Regions from separate parts of the Mus musculus genome. Here region 1 is linked to region 2. Evidence: chromatin loops called from intact Hi-C (ENCODE). Cell type or tissue: left cerebral cortex. All regions are shown on one strand. Each heading gives the region's core, and the rest is flanking DNA. Links, peaks and the distances in the headings are about the cores only. Region 1 has its middle 17 kb from the start of Gm36169. Region 2 holds the start of Gm35882 (a long non-coding RNA gene).

Region 1 (9,736 bases), core at 547-8,546, 190 kb after region 2:
AGAGCTACAGATGAGCTATGTACAGAGCTACACTGACCCGGATGGGCATCGGCAAGAATGATGGATAGGTTGTGTTGTTTTGGCCTGGTTATTGGTGTGCCCATAGCCTACTCAAGCCTAGCCTGCCAGCAACAGTAATACGTCTTCTGCCAGCAGCCTGATGGTAGAATCTTTATTCAAACTGTGCATCCCTTTATCATAAGCACACTAGTACTAGGGGCTGTCTGCCTCAGTTTGAGAGAGAATGCCCTCCATAGGCATATACGCTTGCATGCTTTGTCTCCAACTGAGTTGTTTGGAAGGATTGGGAGGTGTGTCCTTGTTGTAGGAGGTGTGTCCTTGTTGTAGGAGGTGTGTCCTTGTTGTAGGAGGTGTGTCCTTGTTGTAGGAGGTGTGTCCTTGTTGTAGGAGGTGTGTCCTTGTTGTAGGAGGTGTGTCCTTGTTGTAGGAGGTGTGTCCTTGTTGGAGGAGGTGTGTCCTTGTTGGAGGAGGTGTGTCCTTGTTGGAGGAGGTGTGTTGTTGGGGGTGGGCTTTGAAGTTTCAAAAGTCCACAAGGGACCTAGTCTCTGCCCACCCCCACAACACACACACACACACACACACACACACACACACACACACACGTACACGCACACGCACACGCACGCACACACGCACACACGCACCGCCCTCTGCCTTGCAGCCTGTGGATCAGGATGTAAAGTGTTCTCTCTCTCTCTCTCTCTCTCTCTCTCTCTCTCTCTCTCTCTCTCTCTGTCTCTCTCATCTCTCTCTCTCTCTCTCCTACTGCTCAGTGCCTTGCTGATCCGCTTCCCGCCATGATAATAGACTCACCCTCTCAAACTGCAAGCAAGCCCCAATTAAATGCTCTATTTTCTAAGAGTCGCTTCGGTTATGGCGTCTCTTCACAGCAATAGAACCGTAACTAAGTCGTTGGTGTTTACTGAATGTTTGCAGTGAGCCCATTCCGTTAATAACTTAACATAATGAAAATCATTTCAACCTCACTTGGAGAATGCTTCCCACGGTTTTCCTTCAAAGTTGGCCACACAGACGCACAGAAGCTGCTGTTACTTCAAGCAGCTTGTCTGATGGAGTTGTATATAAGAAAGGCATTTCAGGGCACTAAAGTGTGTGCATTAGTGCGTTTTCTAACTTTAGTTTTTCACAAATGGAGAACCAAACAAACAACCAAAAAAACAAAAAAACCACCCAAGATGCTCCTGATCATTATCCCATAATGTTAATGATATTACTGACAATATCCGACTTCCGATTAGATGGACAGTGGGAAGACTTTGTGAATGAGAGGAAAACAGCCACATCGATTCCTTAAGTGGTTGTCCAGTGGCTTCAAGGAGTCCCTGGGGACACTACTGCCTTTCACATTCATGCACTTCAATCTTTTTTTTTTTTTAAAGATTTATTTATTTATTATATGTAAGTATACTGTAGCTGTCTTCAGACACACCAGAAGAGGGAGTCAGATCTTGTTACAGATGGTTGTGAGCCACCATGTGGTTGCTGGGATTTGAACTCTGGACCTTCGGAAGAACAGTCGGGTGCTCTTACCCACTGAGCCATCTCACCAGCCCTGCACTTCAATCTTTATGATCTTTTTCTCACAGCTACAGAAAGGCTGCCACTGCCCTAACTACCGTCTTCATGTGAGAAGACAACATTTTACCAAAAAAAGAAAGGAGAAAACCTGAAAGTAAGGCTTAGCAAAATTAACATTTACATAGTGCAATGATGTTATGAATAATTCTTTTTTTTGTCAGTGAATTTTGTTCTTTCACGCTTTCATACACGTTCACTCAGTACCTCTTACCTCTTCAGCTCCCCTCTAGCCCCATCAGTGCCACACACACACACACACACACACACACACTCCTCCCTATAAATCTCTTTCTCCTAGTCACTGGTTCTGGTTTCATGTCTCACAGAGTTTAGTATGGTGGTCAGTGTGGTCCTGAGTTTGCAACTAGCCAGCAGAGCCTGGTGCACATTGGACACCATGCTTCCCCCTTTCCCAGACTGTTGGTTAATAACAGCGCAGCAGTGTGTGGCAGAGCCGTATCTTCCATTGTGAAGAGTCCCTATCTTCAATTTCTTCTTGGGGCACAGATGGAGTCCTTGGATGATAGTGTAACAGCTGCTTGCAGGCACACCCAGAGGAGTTCCTTCCGGGAACCAAGTATTAAGTGTTATTGGCTTTTTACTTTTTATCTTTTCTCATGAAAAGGGGGGAGCCAAGAACAGGGAGAAGGATATTTTACTTGAGATTAAGTTGAAATCATTTATGCAATGTTTGATTCCCAGAGACAGCTTTCCAGTTGGCCTAAAAAAAAATTCTTCAGAGGCTACATAAATAAGGTTACCTTAAATCCTTCAGAGGCTGGCTCACCCCAATAAGGTTAGATAAAAATATAAAAGCCGGGGCTGGAGAGATGGATCGACGGTTAGGAATGGTTGTGGAATATCCAGACTCTGCTCCGATTACCCACGTAGTGGCCCACAGCCACCTGTACCTCCAGCACCAGGGGATCTAATGTCGTCTTCTTTCCTCTGTGGGAACCGGGCACAAATGTGTTGCACATACGTATGTGTAGGCAAAACTAATACTCATACAGTAAAACTCATACAATAGGACTGAGTAAATCTTTGTGTTAACTTTGGTAGCACATAGACTAAAACTTGGAACCATCCAGAAAATAGCCTGTCCTCTATGCAAAGATGCTGCAAAAATCCATAGAGCATTCCATGAGAAAGAGACGGACAGACAGACAGACAGACTGTAATCATTCTCAGCCATGGACAGAACACTGAAGAACCCAGGGTTGTGGTAGGCACCCACAGTACCAAGTACTTAGCAGGCTGAGGCAGGAGCATGGCCTAAACCTCCTGGATTCAGGATAGTCTGCCCAAAACACCATCTCAAAAACAAGGGTTGGAAAGATAGCTTGACAGTTCAAACCCTGTACTTCTCTTGCAACGGATCATTGTCTGGTTCACAGCATCATGTCCGAAGACTCATGTCTGCTCATAACTTCATCTCCAGGGGCATCTGGCACCCTTGTCAGTCTTCCAGGGGTACCCCTCATTCACACATACACACCCCCACATAAACACTCACAATTAAAAATCAAAACAAAATCTCTGCATGTTAAAACACAACAAAAAAAAAGTCAAATTAGAAAGTAGAATCCCATCGCTAAGACCTTTTAAAGCTGTCCTGTGGGTTATTCATAAGACTCTCACTGTGAAAGGCTCCCAGGACAGGGCTGGCACTGCCTGGCATGTGGGAGCCACCTTGAAATAGAAATGAGATCTTTGACTGAGTCACCAGAGGCTTTTAAAATATTCTGGCCCCAAAAGAGCCACACAGAGAAAGAATACAGGCTGGGACACAGCCCAGCTGGAGTCTGCCCTCGGGGTTGGCATTTGTTGCTGCTGCTATTAGAAGAGGAAGAAGGCAGGAGCTCCAGAGAGCCCTCTGTGGAAGGGAAGCTCTGCGGGCCGGGCACAGCAGTGACATGCTGAGGGCACTTTCCTGAGGAGAAAATATTCAGTGCTTTCAAAGAGAACTACAGTGTGAGCTGACTGAAAGGGACTCTCGGGTTAGTCCCACTGTGCCTCCCGAGCCACGGACTTGGGCTTCTTTTTGACAATGCGCAAAGAAAGGAAGCCGCAGCTGGGGAAATGAACGTCTGTAACGGTGCCAGAGCTGTGGTCCAGCTGTTTGGGGACCTGTGAGAAAAAAAGAGGCCCCGGTCTGTGGGAAGCACGCAGAGATGTCTATGCCACCATGGCGAGATGTGGAGAGAAATGAGCCAGTACTGTGCCTACATGGGAATTAAATTGTCCCCCAAAATCCATCGGGTGACACCTGGTCCGCAGCGTGACGGCACTAAGAGATCTGCCCTTTGGGAGGTGATTGTGCTGAAAAATAGAGCCCTCCGAAGGCTCTGTGTCCTTGTGAGAGCCTGGAAGACTACAGTTTGACCTGCCATCATGGCGGCCACAGTAAGGCAACGTCTTCCATGAATCAGGAAGTGGGCGCACACCAGATACTGAATCTTCCACCATTTGGATATTGCACTTCCAGCCTCTAGAGCAGAGAGAAACAATTTTTGCTGTTGTTTATAAGCCCCCCAGCCTATGGTGGTGTGTCTTAATAGCAGCCCAAAAGGATTAAGACAGGGACCTTGGGCAAAGCCAAAGAATAGAAAGAGATGGTTTCACCACCTGTAACATGATGACCGCAAGGGCATATGGGTACTTGTGAGGGTTAAGTAAGACTTGAGTGTACAGTAAATGTTTGCTTCTGTCCTCTTTGCTCCAGGAACCCAATCCTGTCTGTAAGTGGTCTGTACACACTCCATATGCAAGTAGATAGGACGAAGTACCATCCGAGATGCTTGGAAATGCCATTCGTTATTAGGTTTCTTTTTTAATTGTGTAGTCAAGACAATGTGCATTATCACTTTTCAGTGAACTGCCACAACAAAGTATATTTACACCCGTCTTCCTTGGATTTATTTATTGTTCAAGTTCTTCTCGAAGCTGCTGTAATACCCAGAATTTCGAACTCTTAGTCATGGTTCAGTTCCGGATGTAGCTCGCTTGGCACAGTGCTTGCCTAGTAATTCAGTACGGTGCCCAGTACTGTACTAACTAGGCATAGTGGGACATCCTTGTAAGCCCAGCACTTAGGAGATAGAGGCAGGAAAATCAGGGGTTCAATGCCATTGTTGACTATACAGCAAGTTCCAGGCCACCTTGAGCTACATAAAACCTATTTAAAATAAACACCGGACGCCGAAGCTTTGCATGGCTCTTCTGGGAAGCTTGACATATGCCCATTAAATATTTAGACTTTTCTTTCTTTTTATTTTTTAAATGGAGGCCTGTCATGTTGCTAAAAATGTAGTCCTGTTCCTTATGCAATAATCCCTTGAAGCCACACTTAAACACTGCAGCTGTATTTGACTTTTGAATAGTCCACCGTTAGATACACGTCTAGCCAGAGCTTCATGACCCAACACTGTTGTTCTCAAAGTTCCTGCACACAGCATTTATCTGTTCACTGTTTTTATACGCAGTTTTGTGGCTCTGAAGATTAAGCATAGAGATAATTGGGTTTGGGTTTAGGTAAATAGTTTGGTATGATTGTCTTGAAAGTAAAATGTCAAATTCTTCACCACACAAAGGAAATACATTTAAACTGCAGGTAAGGTTTCAGTGGAGTCCCACCTTCCTCGAGAAAGAGAGCATCTACCTGGTTGACAGAAATACTCAAGAAAGGGGCAGAGGCCAGACACAGTAATCAGACATTCAGGGCCAGCCCCATCCATATACCAAGTCTACGGTCAAAGGTCAAGCTGAGTTGCACGATGCCCTGTAGGTGGCGGTAGTGAGAAAGGATAAGAGAGCCAGTTACCACAGATGGGCACCAAGTGGCAACTTAAAAATCATCGCTCTCTATGATTCAGTCTTCTGAAGATAGTGGGCTAGACTGTGTGCTATATTCCGAGTGAGGTTAGCACCCATCATATCAACGTTGGTGACGAGCTGATGGGTGGGGGTGGCTCGCTGCCCCACCTCACCATGTAAAGTGGTAATATCTTCGTGCAAGCACTCTGATGTTCACCCAGTGGTGGAATCGCCTAATTCAGCATTTTGCTGAACATGTTTATGTCATTGAGCAACACACCACCACGTTCCCCTGACTTTAAAAGGAAAGAACATGGGGTTTCTGAGAATTTAGACTCGGGGCCAGCTTTTCCAATCTTGTCGACTGTCTACTGCACCAGACTGTCGGAAGCAGAGACGTGAGAAACTGAACATCTGAGAAGGAACTGGGAGTTCTCCGGATGGCTTCCTGGTGCCCCTCCTCCCCTTGATGGGGAGGAGATGAGACGTACACATGTCAACTCCAGCAGCTCAGTACTATCAGAAGCAAAAGTTAACTGTGGGATGGGAGGTGCCTCAGCGGTAAAGGGCAAGTCTAACATGCATAGATTCCTGGATTCAAAATCACTCCCCCTCCCTCCTTCCCCTTCTCTCTGTTTCTGTCTTTCTCTGTCTCTCTCTTTTTGTTTGTGTGTCTCTGTGTGTGAGTTTGTATCTCTCTCTCTGTGTCTCTCATTGTGTGTCTGTGTCCCTATCGATATGTCTCTGTCTCTCTCTGTATATCTCTGTCTCTCTATGTGTCTCTTTTTGTGTTTCTTTCTGTGTTTATGTCTCTCTGTCTCTCTTTCTCTGTGTCTGTGTGTGTTTGTATCTCTGTGTGTGTGTGTCTCTAATGTATGTGTCTGTGTCCCTATCTGTCTCTGTTTCTGTGTGTGTGTCTGTGTCTTTCTCTGTCTGTATCTCTGTCTGTTTCTGTGTCTCTCTGTTTCTGTGTCTCTCTGTCTTCCCTCTGTCTCTGTCTCTTTTTCTCTCTCTCTCCAAACCCACCTTATTTTGCTGCTTTCATGACCCACAGAAGGTCAGGGATGGTTTCTTATCAATTCTTTAGCAGGAACACGCATCACAGCTGCAAGGGCGACCTCATAGGGACCGTTTCCTAACAAAGGCCAGAACCCGGCCACCCCCATCCCACAGAATGCCTCAGAGATGCCTGGCTGTGGAAGCAGTGCCTACTCTGCCTTTCACAGCATTTTAAATAGAATAGAATAGGTAAATTTAGGTACAAAAATATATTATTTTCCCCATAGGACTTAACATAATTAGTTCATTTTGATGGAGGGGGAGGAAATGCAGCCCAGGACTATCTGTTTTCTCTAGAACTGTGCCATACAAAAAAGAAAAGAGAGGGGAAAAAAAAAACTCCCCACCAGCGCAGCATAGAAAAACGTCTCGGCCCCTCATTTGTGAAATAGTCGCCATGGGAGCAAAGAACTTTCTCTTGTGACTCCTTTAGAATGCAGGCTGCATGCAGCCAGTGAACCCTTATTCATTTTAGGCAACAAATCTTGGGTCCCTGCTAGGCAGAGGGCCATGTGGCCCACATAGAAGAAGAAACACCGAGTCCTCGGCCTCCTGAAGCTGCTGCGCTGTGGTGCTGTGATGCACATGGGCAGCAAAGACCCAGAGGTGGAAGACTGAGTGCCTGCTACCAGCTGAGTCCTAAGACGTGACTCAACTATACTCTGCTGCATCTACCTCTCCATGGCAAAGCCAGAATGAAACCGGGGACCTAGACACAGACTCCCACAGGAGCCAGGAGTGAGAGCAGATGAGCGAGGGCCAGCCCACCCAAGAATGGTGTTGGAGCAGCTGGGCCACCACCAGCAGCCACAACAGGAATAGTTCACCTACCCCAAACCTCACACCTGATGCAGGTCGATCATTAACTCAAGAACAGGAAACTCTCGACATACTTAGAGAAAGCAGGGAAGAAAATATCTGTGAGCATGGCTCAGGTAAAGAGTTCTTAGGCAAAACACCAAAGATAAACCAGACAGTTGGTTTGGACCTCACCGACATCAACAGTCTCCACTCTGTGAAAAGCTGAAGGGATGATGGGTAAGCTGGAAAGGAAGAGAAAAGCTGACTGGATTTTTCAGTTTCCTTATTGCTGTGACCAAAAAAGGACAACTCAGGGAGCTGGAGAGATGAGTGCAGAGGTGAGGAGCACCGGATGCTCTTCTGGAGGACCCAGGTTCAATTCTCAGCACCTAAAGGTAACTCACACCCATCTGTAACTCCTGTTCTAGGGGATTGGATGCCCCCTTCTGGCTTCTGTGGGTGCTAGGCAAATATGGTAGAAGTGCATGCAAACAAAATACACATTAATAAAAAAATGAAATAGAAAGGAAGGAAGGAAGGAAGGAAGGAAGGAAGGAAGGAAGGAAGGAAGGAAGAGGAAGAGGGAAGGAAGGAGGAGGAAGGAAGGAAGGAAGAGGAGGAAGAAGGAATGAAGGAGGAAGAAGGAAAGGAAGGAAGGAAGGAAGGAAGGAAGGGAGGGAGGGAGGGAGGGAGGAAGGGAGGGAGGAAAGAAAGAAGGAAGGAAGGAAGAAGAAAGGAAGGAAGAAGAAAGAAAGGAAGAAGGAAAGGAGGGAGGAAGGAAAGAAGGAAGGAAGGAAGAAGAAAGGAGGAGAAAAAAGAAGAAAGGAAGGAAGAAGAAAGGAAGGAAGAAGGAAAGAAGGAGGAAGGAAAGAAGGAAGGGAGGAAGGGAGGAAGGGAGGAAGGGAGGAAGGAAGGAAGGAAGGAAGGAAGGAAGGAAGGAAGGAAGGAAGGAAGGACAGAGCCAGAAAGACGGCTCAGCAGGTAAAGATGTTTGCCATTAAGCCCAGCCACCTGAGTTTGATCCTCAAGACGCACACGAAGGTGAAAAAAGCAAACGTATCCCACGGAGTTGCCCTGACCTCCATATATACACCATGACATGATACAGATCTACATACAGACATCATGTGCACACAATAACTAATTAAAAAGAAGCAACTCCAAGGAGGAAGAATTACTAAGTTCGAGAACATACAGTCTGTCATGGAATGAAAAGTATGCTGGCAGGAGGCTCCCTGGAGGCAGGACTGCCACTGGGCCTCATCTTCTCCTCATATATCAGGAGGACCAGAAACAGAGAGCAGCCTAGAAGTGTGCTGGGTTCTGAAACTTCAAGGTCTGCCCCCGCTCACTTACCCTCTCCAGTGAGATTCCACCCCCTAAAGATTCCACAGCCTTCTAAAGCAAGGCCACACAGAGATCAAGTGTGCAAATACATGAGACACATTCAAAACACAACCCCCGACCCCTGGCTCCGTGGCCCATGGTCATCTCAATACGAATCGCATTCAACCCAACTTAAAAAGTCCCCACAGTGGATAACAGTCTCAACATTGCTGAAAAGGCCAAAAGCTCTTCTGAGGAGACTTGAGGCAAACCCTTCAAAATGAGACACTGGGAGACCAATGTATTCCCAAGTGTGGAAAGGCACAGGGCAAACATTCTCATTCCATGTGGGCACAGCATGGAATGATCAGGCCATAGCAAGACCAAACTGAGCAAGGCAAACACCAGAGCTCGCAGCCCCAGGTCAAGCATCTGAGGTCTGTGGCGAAATCATCTGAGCTCCGGGGGTCTTGGGCAGCTGCACTCCTCCAGCTCTGCCATCTACAGCACGTGTTGCCTCTGTCCTGGGCTGCCTCCACTCTGCCTGTAGCTGTCCTTGGGCGGAATTCCCTGACTCCAACATCTTGAGGTCTCCACTGTAACTTACATTACCTTCATGGCTTAACACAACAGCCCCGGGTGGCAGGGGTTCCTTCAGGGAATCTGACACTGCCACACCTTACTTGGCCTTGGTGGCTATCTGGAACCTTAGTATAGGACCCCATGACCCCCTTTCTCCTGCATCTTTCATAACTGCAAAACCAGTACTGTATGGACGATGCTGCCCAGGTCAGCTGCTAGGCTAGCTTAAGGCATAGCCTCAAACATTTGAAGTATAACACACTTTCTGTGTATGAACATTACAAACTAGACAAAAGACTTACATAAGAACCTAGCAGTAAGTGGGAGGGAAGGCCCTTGGGCCTGAGGGTGTTCGATGCCCCAATGTAGGGGAATGTCAGGGAGGGAAGACGGGAGTGGGTGAGTGGGTGCGTTGGGGGAGCACTCTCATAGAGGCAGGGGGAGGGAGGATGGGAAACCTGGAAAGGGGAAAACATTCGAAATGTAAATAAAGAAAATATCCAATAAATTTTTTTAAAAGAACCTAGTAGTA
Region 2 (9,736 bases), core at 869-8,868:
CCAGAGACAGATGGATATCCATGAATCTTGCTTCTGGAGTCAGTCATTATTTTAGGTCCTGGATCAGGGGAAGGGGTGGATATCTGTTGGGGCAGAAGTAGATTCGCCGTTTGGATTTTCTGGGTGTGACACCAGTCACCTGCTCACAATGTTTTTCTATAGGTGCCGCCACGCCACCGTCCTTAACAACTTGTGTCCCTTTTCCATAGGGACTCCAGGCTCAGCAGGTTGCACGGCAGGGCCCCTGTTCCCACTATTCAGACTCAAAGTGCAGTTAGAGATGCAGGAGCAGTTTGTAATGTGATGTTTTATTTGAAGAATCACAAGATTTCAGAGCAGGAAGGAACCTGAGACTCTGTGATCCAACCTCTTCCTCTTCCTCCTCCTCTTCCCCCTTTCCCTCCCACCCCTCCCCCTTTCCCTCCCCTCCCCCTCCCTCTTCCTCTTCTTTTCTTCTTCAAGGTCTCCTGTACTCCAGGCTTACAATGAAGTCATAATCCTCCTGCCTCAGCCTTCTGAGTGCTGAGAGAACACATGTATGTACCGCCAGCATACCCTACTCTCTCAGTCTGTGTTTTGCTTTGTTGTTTAGATAAGGTCTTACTATGTAGCCTAGGCTGACCTCAAAGTCACAATCCTCCTGACTCAACCTTCTTCATGATAGGACAGACACCACCGTACTCAGCTACCCAAGAGGATACCCAGAATCCCTGGGTGAGCTGGCTGCTTTGGGCTTAGAGGAAAGTTGAGGGCCAATGGAGCTGTCACTGCAGCAGGCACTTCCAAGGCTCTCTCATCCTTGAATCATCCTCAAAATGGCGTCTCCAGCCGCTGCAGATTGCTAAGTGCAGTCCTCTCTGCTACCCTCCTCTGCTTACGGAAGCTCCATAGACTGCTTCAATTTTTTTTTTTTTTTTTTGCACTTTCTGGTTTTCTTCAGTAAATCTGACATAAATAGGCATCCCTCATTACCTACTGGGGTTTGTGAGACTAAACCCATAGAACATTTACACAGAGGCACATCACAGAGCGAGACAGATTTGGAAAGAATGCAAGGCAAGACTGGCTGGGTTTTGTTTTGTTTTTTACAGCAGGGTCTGGGAAGCCTCTTGGTTACTGCGTTTGTTTTCTGTGTACGAGTCTCTGTGCCACAGACACCCTGAGAATAATTCAGAGCAGGGCTGGGAGCTAGTTCAATGTAATGTCGTCACTTTTCAATGGAAGGAGTGTGTTTCCTGCATGGTGAATGAGTGTATTATCTGTGGCAGTTGTTGGCTCAGGGGAGCTCCTCAGACATAGGCTTCGCAGACAAATGAGGTACATGTTTGTGTGTCTTTGCTGTGGGTGTGTTTTCAGGGCACCCTGTCCTGGGATGTCCGTAGGCATGCAGCAACAGTGGGGGAGGGTGGTGGGGCATGAGGCTCCGCCCTGCCAACTCACCTTCCACAGACACCTCATCTGAGTTGGTGCTCGATCCTGCAATGAGATATCTGGGGGAATCCTCTCTGGGGTCATAGGCCAGTGAGCTACAAAGAGAACCATGGGACCAACTGGAGTCAAGCAGCTTATCATGAAAGATGGCACATGACAGAGAAATCACCTGGAAACAGATTTACAGGCGAAGAAAGAGATGGCGCTGGCTTCCAGGCCAGGCTACTGGCAGTTCCTACAGAGAAGATGGCCTATGATGAAAGTGAAGGCCTTAACTCTTAACTCACTTTTACACATTGTACAATAGCAAAACCCAGTTTTCCTAGATGTCACCCCACAGACAGCTGACAAAGGGGCAGGTAGAGTCTTGTACTAGGAACAGTTTTCACCCAGAACTGGGTAGAGAGGTTCACTGGTGTTCTCCCATGAGCAGCCCGTGTGTGGGATCCTTTGGGCTCCACTTGCGTAACATACACCCCAGATCCTAATGTTTTTCTCACTAAAGATTTGTTTTCTACACAAATTTTAATGAAAGTCACTTAAATACCATCAGAGAAGATGAGTGAATTATTGTAAAAGCCAGAGGTTGGAGACAAGGGGCAGAAAGCCTTGTCTTCTCAACATGACTAGATCTCTGCGCTCATGAGCTGTGGCAGCTGTGGTAGCCTGCATGGGACCAAGCCAGTCAAGCCAGCATGGAGTGGGAGGGGCCTACCCCCATCCCATCCCGAGGAACTGTAGACAACTGGTAGATTCTTGGGGAGGGAGAGTCAGTTTTCTTTAAGGGTACGGCTCCTAGTAGGTCAACCACACTCCAATGGATGGCCCCATACCCAGAAATACATGGACAATACAAACTGGACTCGATGGGTTACTTAAAAAGAATATATTAAAAAAAAAAAAAGGCTAGGAAATTGAGCAGGTGGGGAAGTGGAGATCAATCTAGAGAGGGAAAATATCAAAATATACATCATATGAAATTCTTTTTCTCTGTCTCTCTCTGTCACTGTGTCTCTGTCTCGTGTGTGTGTTGGGGGGGGTGTTCAACCACAGTTCTTGCACACCTACAGGAAGGGAGAGCAAGAGAGTTCCCACCCGCTGGTTAGTTCTCTTCAAGGGGCGAATCGTAAGTCTTGAACTGCGCTTTGGGCCTTGCCTCTGAGCACTAGGCTGGAAAATGCACAATTTGGCTCTCTGGGTTGCAATGAGTGTCTCTGCCATAGACAAGGTGCAGAGAGGCACCGTTTGAAGGGCGCTGTTGCTTTGCATTTCCTGGGAAATGTAAAACAAACCACCAAAGCCACATTTACTCACCCCAGCCAGACCCAAGAACAGTTTCTGGTCAGATGTGGTTGCTCACACCTTTAATCCCAGCACCCTGGAGGATCTCTGAATTCAAGGCCAACCTGGTCACCACTGCCGGCTCTAGCCTAGGTAACAAACTTATTGGGGTTATTAACAGAAGCAAAAATGACTCAAAGCAGCAGAAAGCCCACTAAGTAACTTAGGGACAGCTGTCCCATCAGGAATTCCTACCCAGCTGTTCACAACCCCCCAACCCCCATAGTGTGATGACTGGGGCCTTGGAGAGGGGCCTCACGAGGACTGTAAAGGCCTTGGGAGTCTCAAGATCCTCTCCTCTCCTAGGAGGGATGTGGGCAGGCCTGATCTTAAGAATCTTGGGCAGATCATCAGTGTTGACCCACTTCAAGATGGCAGCAGTTGTGTCCAATCTGGAAGAAACAGCCACCTCATAGTTCCTAGCGCTGAGTTTGGTAGTTTATGCCTGTAATCCTAGCACTGCGGGGTGGGGTGGAGGTGGGGTATTAAAGCAGAGAGGATTGCAAGTGTAAGGCCAGCCTGGGCTACAGAGCGAGGCTCTATCAATAACCATCACTAAAATCAGACAAGCCTCACTCCACAGTTATACAACCATGGTAGCTCTTAGTAAGTGAGGGATTTGGGTGCACATGTGTGTGTGCATGGAGACCACAGGGCAACCGTGGCTGTCGCTCTTCAGTTGCTATCTACTTGGAACGTTGAGACGGGATTGCTCACTGACCTGGGACTTTTCCTCGTAGCTGGGCTGGCTGTTTTTTACGAGCCTCGGGACCTTCCGGTCTGTGCATCCCCAGCACTGGGACTGCACCCACCACACCCAGCTTTGTTTGTGGTTTGTTTTGTTGCTGTTTTCAGCATGGGACAGGGGGACTGAACTCGGGTCTTCACGCTTATGAGGCAAGCCATCTACCAAAGGCAATATCGGTAAGGAACCACACTGGTAAATTCTAATCTCATTTGCCAAGAGCACATTAAGGTGATTTGTGTTCTTAAAATTCATATGTTGAAGCCCTAATCCTTATTACTTCAGAATGTGACACCTTGAGAGACAAATTCAAATGAGGCCACTGGGGTGAGACCTGATCTAATCGCAGCAGGGACACCAGACAGCAAAGATCATTCGAGGACAGGGGAGAGAGCAGCGGCTGCAGCAATAGCTAGGAGGCTGGCCTGAAACCACCTCATTCTGGCAGAAAGGTGGGCCAATAGACACTGCAGTAGAAGCCACCTCGTCTAGGATGTTTTATTTAAATGGGTGACCTGCAGACTAACATGGAGAGACAGCCAGAGAGTAATGGTTCATAGAGTCTGCAAATCTTACGATTTTTACCCATGTGCTATACTCATTCAACATTTCTCTGACCATGAAATGACTTCCAGAAAGTTCCCTGGCTTGGGAATAAAACTTCCACCTTTTCCATGTGTTCCTCACGAGTTCAATTAATTAAAAAAAAGAAAACCCCCTTAAATAGAGATCTGCCAAGTTTATCTCCAAAGGACCACACAGGCGATATTTTCAGTTTAGAGATTTTGTTTTTGTTTTTCTTTGGTTTTTATACTACTACAACAACAACAACCACAAACTAACAAACAAAAACGTCCATTGAATTGTTGTTTTCCTTTTGCAAGGATCTAAAATAGAAAATCCATTTTATTCGGTGGACATACAAAAGTCGACCACGGCTGCCTTCAGCCCTCAGGATGCGGTTGGCTGTGCCCTGACGTTGTCTTCACAAGGACACTGTGAGGTGTCAGATTCTCTGTCTCACAGGCATGGTCATGGAGCTCTGACCTGTGCTGAGCCAGGACTTCTGCAGTCAGACACCAAAAAAAAAAAAAAAAAAAAAAAAAAAAAAAAAAGTGTTTTAAGAGGTTGCCTCATGGGAGAGGACCAGAGAAAGAGGGAAAGAGAGGAAAGAGAAGAGGGAGGGAAAGAGGGAGAGAAGGACACACACACAGAGACTGAGACAGAAAGAGGGTGGGAGACACACACAGAGACAGAGAGAGTTCCCCATTCATGATGCATGGGTCATTTGGCTTTCTGTGCTCTCAGCAGGATCCATGTAAGCTCACTTGTTAAGTGTTTGGAAAATGATTTAACCTAACAGGGAGGCAGAGGTTAGGACCCCAATTTTCCAAACTTTATCATCCTTTCTTATTTTGCTTTTGGTGTCAGTCTATTTTTCATGATTATAACTAAGTGCCTTAGGCAGAATAAAGGAGTTCACTCAGCTCAGGGTACTGGTCCGAGATTGGCACCTGCTTATAGATGTGGGACAGTTGTGTCCACCCATCCTCCAGTCTCTCTTTCCTATGGAGCCCCTGGTACTCAGTGGCAGGGCGGGGCTCCATCCTCATCACCTCATGGTGTCTCCATCAGCTCCGAGAGGCCCCACCTCTAAACAAAGTGGGATTGCATTTTCATACCCTCACAACGGGGATCAAGTTTCAATGCATGCATCATTCAGGGACACACATCCCAGCCATCCTCGACCCACAGCAAATGTGCAGGGCCCTTCATGAGCACAGCAATGCTTGGGTAGAGCCATGGTGACGCCAGTCTGCTGAGGCCATCAAGTACCCGACGCTGGACTCCATTCCTGTCTCTGTGAAGAGTGGTTCCGTGCCCCTGTCATCCAGCTGCTTCCCATTTCAAGCCATTTCCTTCTTCTCTATTGCAAAGAACCCCCAAATCTGGGCCCTCGTTTGCATATCAAAAGGGGATGCTTTGCTCAAAGTCTAAATGGAGGACAACTACGACTATGATGGTGTGAATCAGAATGATCCCTCTCAACTAGTCACGGCCATTAGTCAGAACCAGATGACACAGGGCCACGGTTGGATAAGTATCCCTGCCAGGGAGATACAAATTGTGTCTTCTGAGTCAGAGTTCCAAATAGCCAAATTCAAGTGTCCTTCCCACCCACGGCCACTTCAATTACGTGAGCCATTCTCGCTGTCATTTTGGCCATTCTTGAAGAATCACAGCGACCTTAGAGTTGACCTGTCTCTGGGCTCCAATCCTTGGAAGTGTGAAGCATCGCCAGGAAACGGATTCTCAGGATGAGCACAAACCGGCTTCTTGGAGATTTTATAGTTTTTATAACTCACAGCTGATTGCTCAGCAAACTTTAATTTGTCCTCTATTCAGATTCAAAAAAAAAAAAAAAAAAAAAAGATCAGAATGAAATGTTCTCAGCAGTATGGCTCTCCTCATCCTGTCTGCTTTGAGACATATCAGCAAATCATGGCAGAAAGATGAAGTCAAACTGGACCTCCCTTGAAGGCCAGGATTGAGAAACGATGCCTCAGAGGACTCTTGGTTCATAGGCAATAGCATCTGTCTCTGAGCCCAGTTCCCAAACAGCTAACCCAGAGGACTCTAGAATGGAAAGGCCCCTGGGGGGGGTGCTTTGGGGAGCATGGCATCTGGAGGAGTTTACCCATGCTCTTTAGCAGAACTTTGTACTTCAGGGAAAGTGGGCACGAGGGTGAGCATGATAGGAGATTGGTTTCTGGGAAAGGTTTGAAGGAGAAGGGTCTGTGGGTGGGATGTGCTCTACCTCCTCTGAGTCCTCTCAGTTTTGTGATGCAGCCCTGAATATACTGCATGACAGTCATTGCATTAGAAAGAGCCTGGAACCACCCCTTACTTATTCCTGCACCTGTGTGCAGCGTCCAAGCATGTACTTAAGGATAGGTTTGTGGGTAGATGGATGACGTATTAGTTACCTTTCTCATCACTCTAGCTAAATCCATCACCAGAAGAGAATTTTAAAGACTTGATAAAAATGTGGTTCAGTTTTTATCATGGCGAAGAGAGCATCATGGAAGAGAACAGAGAAGTTCACATCCTGGCTGAGGGACACGCAGAGAGAAGAGAAATGTCCGTGCTCACCTGCCTTCTGCCTTTCACCTTCCTTCGCATTTATCCTTTTGAGCCCTCACCCTAGAGGATGGTACATGCCCATTCATGAGAGGTCCTGCTTGCTTAGTTAACCCTCTTCAGAATTGCGCAAGTGGACACACCTAGAGATGTGTATCCACAATTCCCTAGGTAATATAAAGTTAGTCAGGTCGGCAGTAAGTGTAACCACCATAGAGGGTAAATGAACGGTGCTTACATGGATGGGTGTGAGTGCATTTAGAGGTCCATAGGGTGAGCCCTCATTGGGCCTCACTGTGGTCCTAGTAAGAAGAGGAAATGTGTACACTCAGAGGTAACACCAGGAATTCAAGGACACAGTGTGAAGGCAGCGACCTGAAGCTAAGTCCTCTAAGGATCCACTCAACAATACTTTGGTCTAAGACCTCAGTCTCCAGAACTGTAGGCCATAGCTTGTTGTTGTTTAAGCCACTCTGTGTGTGTGTGTATGTGTATGTGTGTATGTGTGTGTGTGTGTGTGTGTGTGTGTGTGTGTGTGTGTGTGTGTGTGGTGTTTCATCATGCATGTTCTTCTGTAGCCAACCAGTCATTTACAAACAGAAGATGCAGGTTAGTGAAACCCACCCAGAGGGAATCCGGGTGCTTACTTGAAGCTGCTGAAATAAGATAGGCAGACACCAGAGCTCACTCCTGCTTGCCACATTCACAGGCAGGCAGGCAGAGGGTGGCAAGAGAAAGGCTTTGGGTGCTCTCTGTTCGGCACAAGGAACCTGGAGGTGACCTATCTAGATGTGGCAGCTGGTTTTGTGTTAACTTGACACAAGCTAGAGTTATTTGAAAGGAGGGAACCTCAGTTGAGAAAGTGCCTCCATCAGATCCAGATGTAGGGCATTTTCTTGATTAGTGATTGATAGGGGGAAGGCCCAGCCCGTTGTGGGTGTGGCTATCCCTGGGCTGGTGGTTCTAGGTACCATGAGAAACAGGCTGAGCAAGCCAGTGAGCAGCATCACTCTTCCATGGCCTTCGCATCAGCTCCTGCCTCCAGCCAGGTTCCTGGCCTGCTTGAGTTTCCACAGTGATAGACTATAATGTAGAATTATAAGCCAAATAAGCCCTTTCCTCTCCAACTGGCTCTTTTGGTTGTGGGGTTTTGTTACAGCAATAGTAACAGTAACTAAGATGCTGGGTGTACGGCATCTTTTGTGACTGGTTTGAAGAGCTTATGTGGCTTCCTTCTGATTGGTTTGGAGTTGGATACTAGGGTTAATACTTAGGTGCTTGGAGTTACTACTTAGGGAAGTCTGTAGTCATTGAACAAACCGAGGCCATGCGGACTCATTGCTGTAAATTGTAGCTTCATGGGTCATTCACCTTAGAAGCCCCATGTGTTTCTGGCTGTCGTAACTTCCTGGGTCTGTTATAGAAAATTACCCCAAACTCTATGGTTCAAAAGAAAAACATCTTCATCTCCAAGTCTATGGAGAATGAAACTAGCAAGGCCGTGCTCTGAGCCTCTAGGGCAGGGCTCTTCCCTCCTCTTCTGCTTCTGGTCGTTAACCTTGGGTTTTTTGGTCCATTCTGTTCTGATGGCCTAGCTTCTCATGACATCTATGTGTCTTTGAGTCTTTACAAAGCCTTTTCCTAAGGATATCAGTAACTGGGTTTAGGGCCCACCTTGCTTCAGTATCCCCCTCAATTGGTTCTGCAATGACACTATTGCAGATAAGGTTACTTCCTGAGGGACACGGATACTACCCGACTGATTCTATTGGTTAAGGGACCTTCTACTGTTGATATGGCTAAAAGGCTTCCTGAGTTTGGAGTTTGCATGAGACCTTAGGCATGGCAGGAGATTTCATTATAAAGTCTTAATATGTTCAGGGAGGTGACAGTTGAGAGGCAACCATTTGGTAGAAACTGTGAGGTCTTTACATATGGGAGGAGAGAGACCCACATCTAGCTAAACAGGGCGATGGGAAGGCTCTCTCCAAGGGCGGCAGACCACGGGGCCAGGCTGATGGTCTGACCTCCAACACAGACTTTTTCAAACAAACCAGAGAGACAGTTGGGGTGCCCACAGGCACCGAGTTATAGGAGTGCTGTGTGGAAGGCTTATGAAATCCTGATGTAATCTGTCATATTCTCTCACTCCAAAGCACATGGCTCAGCAGGAGATTTCTGACTCTCAAACACTTATCTCTAGAACGGACACTCGGTAGTGTCAGCAGTGTTTATCGAATCCCAGGGAAAGTCAACATTCAGTTCATTATGACCCAAACTAGTGATGTCACCCCCCAGCCCAGCCCAGCCCAGCATCTTCTGTGTTCCCTCTTAAGGTGAGGGGTATGAGGGATTCCATCTTGCCTGAATCCCAACCCGAGCATTAGTCTAGACGATACTACCCCCATTATCCACATCACCCACATCCAGGCCACACAGTTCCCACCTTTTCTGCCTCCTTCACTAGCTTGAATGCTCCAACGGTGAAGGACTTACCCAAACCATCGTACAATTCAAGATTCGGGTATGATGTGGTAGAACCTTCCCCTAATGAATAAAGATTTTAAGGAACCAATCGCTGGGTGAGTAGGCGGGACTTCCGGGTCCGAGAGAGGAAGAGGGGAGGCAAGAGAAAGAAACTTATTTTTTGGACCGGAGAGAGCATGAAGACGTAATGTAGGTAGCGAGAGGCCCCTGGTTTAAGTGGCGGATCCGCTGGGATGTGCCACTGGAGGATTTATAACTAAAATAGATTACGAAAATTGAATACTAGTTTCTCGCCCAGTGATTGGTCCCTTGAAATCTTTATTCATTAGGGGAAGGTTCCGCCACAGTATATGATACCCACTTTCTTCTCATTCTTCACGCTTGCCATGGTGCAGGGGATGACACATCAAATTGAGAATTTCTGAAAAAAATAGGGACTGAAGATAACAGCCTAAGTACCCTGGCTGTGTGGTTGTGTTATTGTAGAGTTGCCAGGCCTGAGTGCTCAGTCGTGATCTGTGTTAGGGACTTGGAGGCATGCTATCTCCTTCCTGAGGGACAGGGTTCACATCAAAACAACCTAAAAATAAG

What was found. A loop is a pair of places that touch in the nucleus more often than their neighbours do. Peaks named below come from ENCODE experiments on the same cell type or tissue, not always from the same donor. Only the 100,000 strongest peaks of a DNase experiment are listed, where the experiment ranks them.
Region 1: a loop joins it to region 2, with 2.4 times the contacts of the local background. A loop is called at or near these places in 2 of 42 quality-filtered maps.

The regions. Positions count from the first base shown.
Region 1 is chr16:90,689,492-90,699,227 of GRCm38, forward strand. No RefSeq gene overlaps it. Among named protein-coding and RNA genes, the nearest start is that of Gm36169, 17 kb to the left of the region's middle. In left cerebral cortex, for the core only: CTCF peaks have their summits at 3,525, 3,725 and 5,406 (motif pointing right); DNase peaks (open chromatin) are centred at 3,385, 5,471, 5,787 and 6,980; H3K27ac peaks cover 2,191 bases.
Region 2 is chr16:90,499,809-90,509,544 of GRCm38, forward strand. Gm35882 (a long non-coding RNA gene) reads right to left here and starts at 9,222. Exons shown (of 3, transcript XR_003951976.1): 1 at 9,105-9,222; 2 at 5,715-5,915; 3 at 4,351-4,583. Gm41490 (a long non-coding RNA gene) reads left to right here and starts at 9,267. Exons shown (of 2, transcript XR_876228.2): 1 at 9,267-9,334. In left cerebral cortex, for the core only: no CTCF peak of the experiment used is centred there; a DNase peak (open chromatin) is centred at 5,620.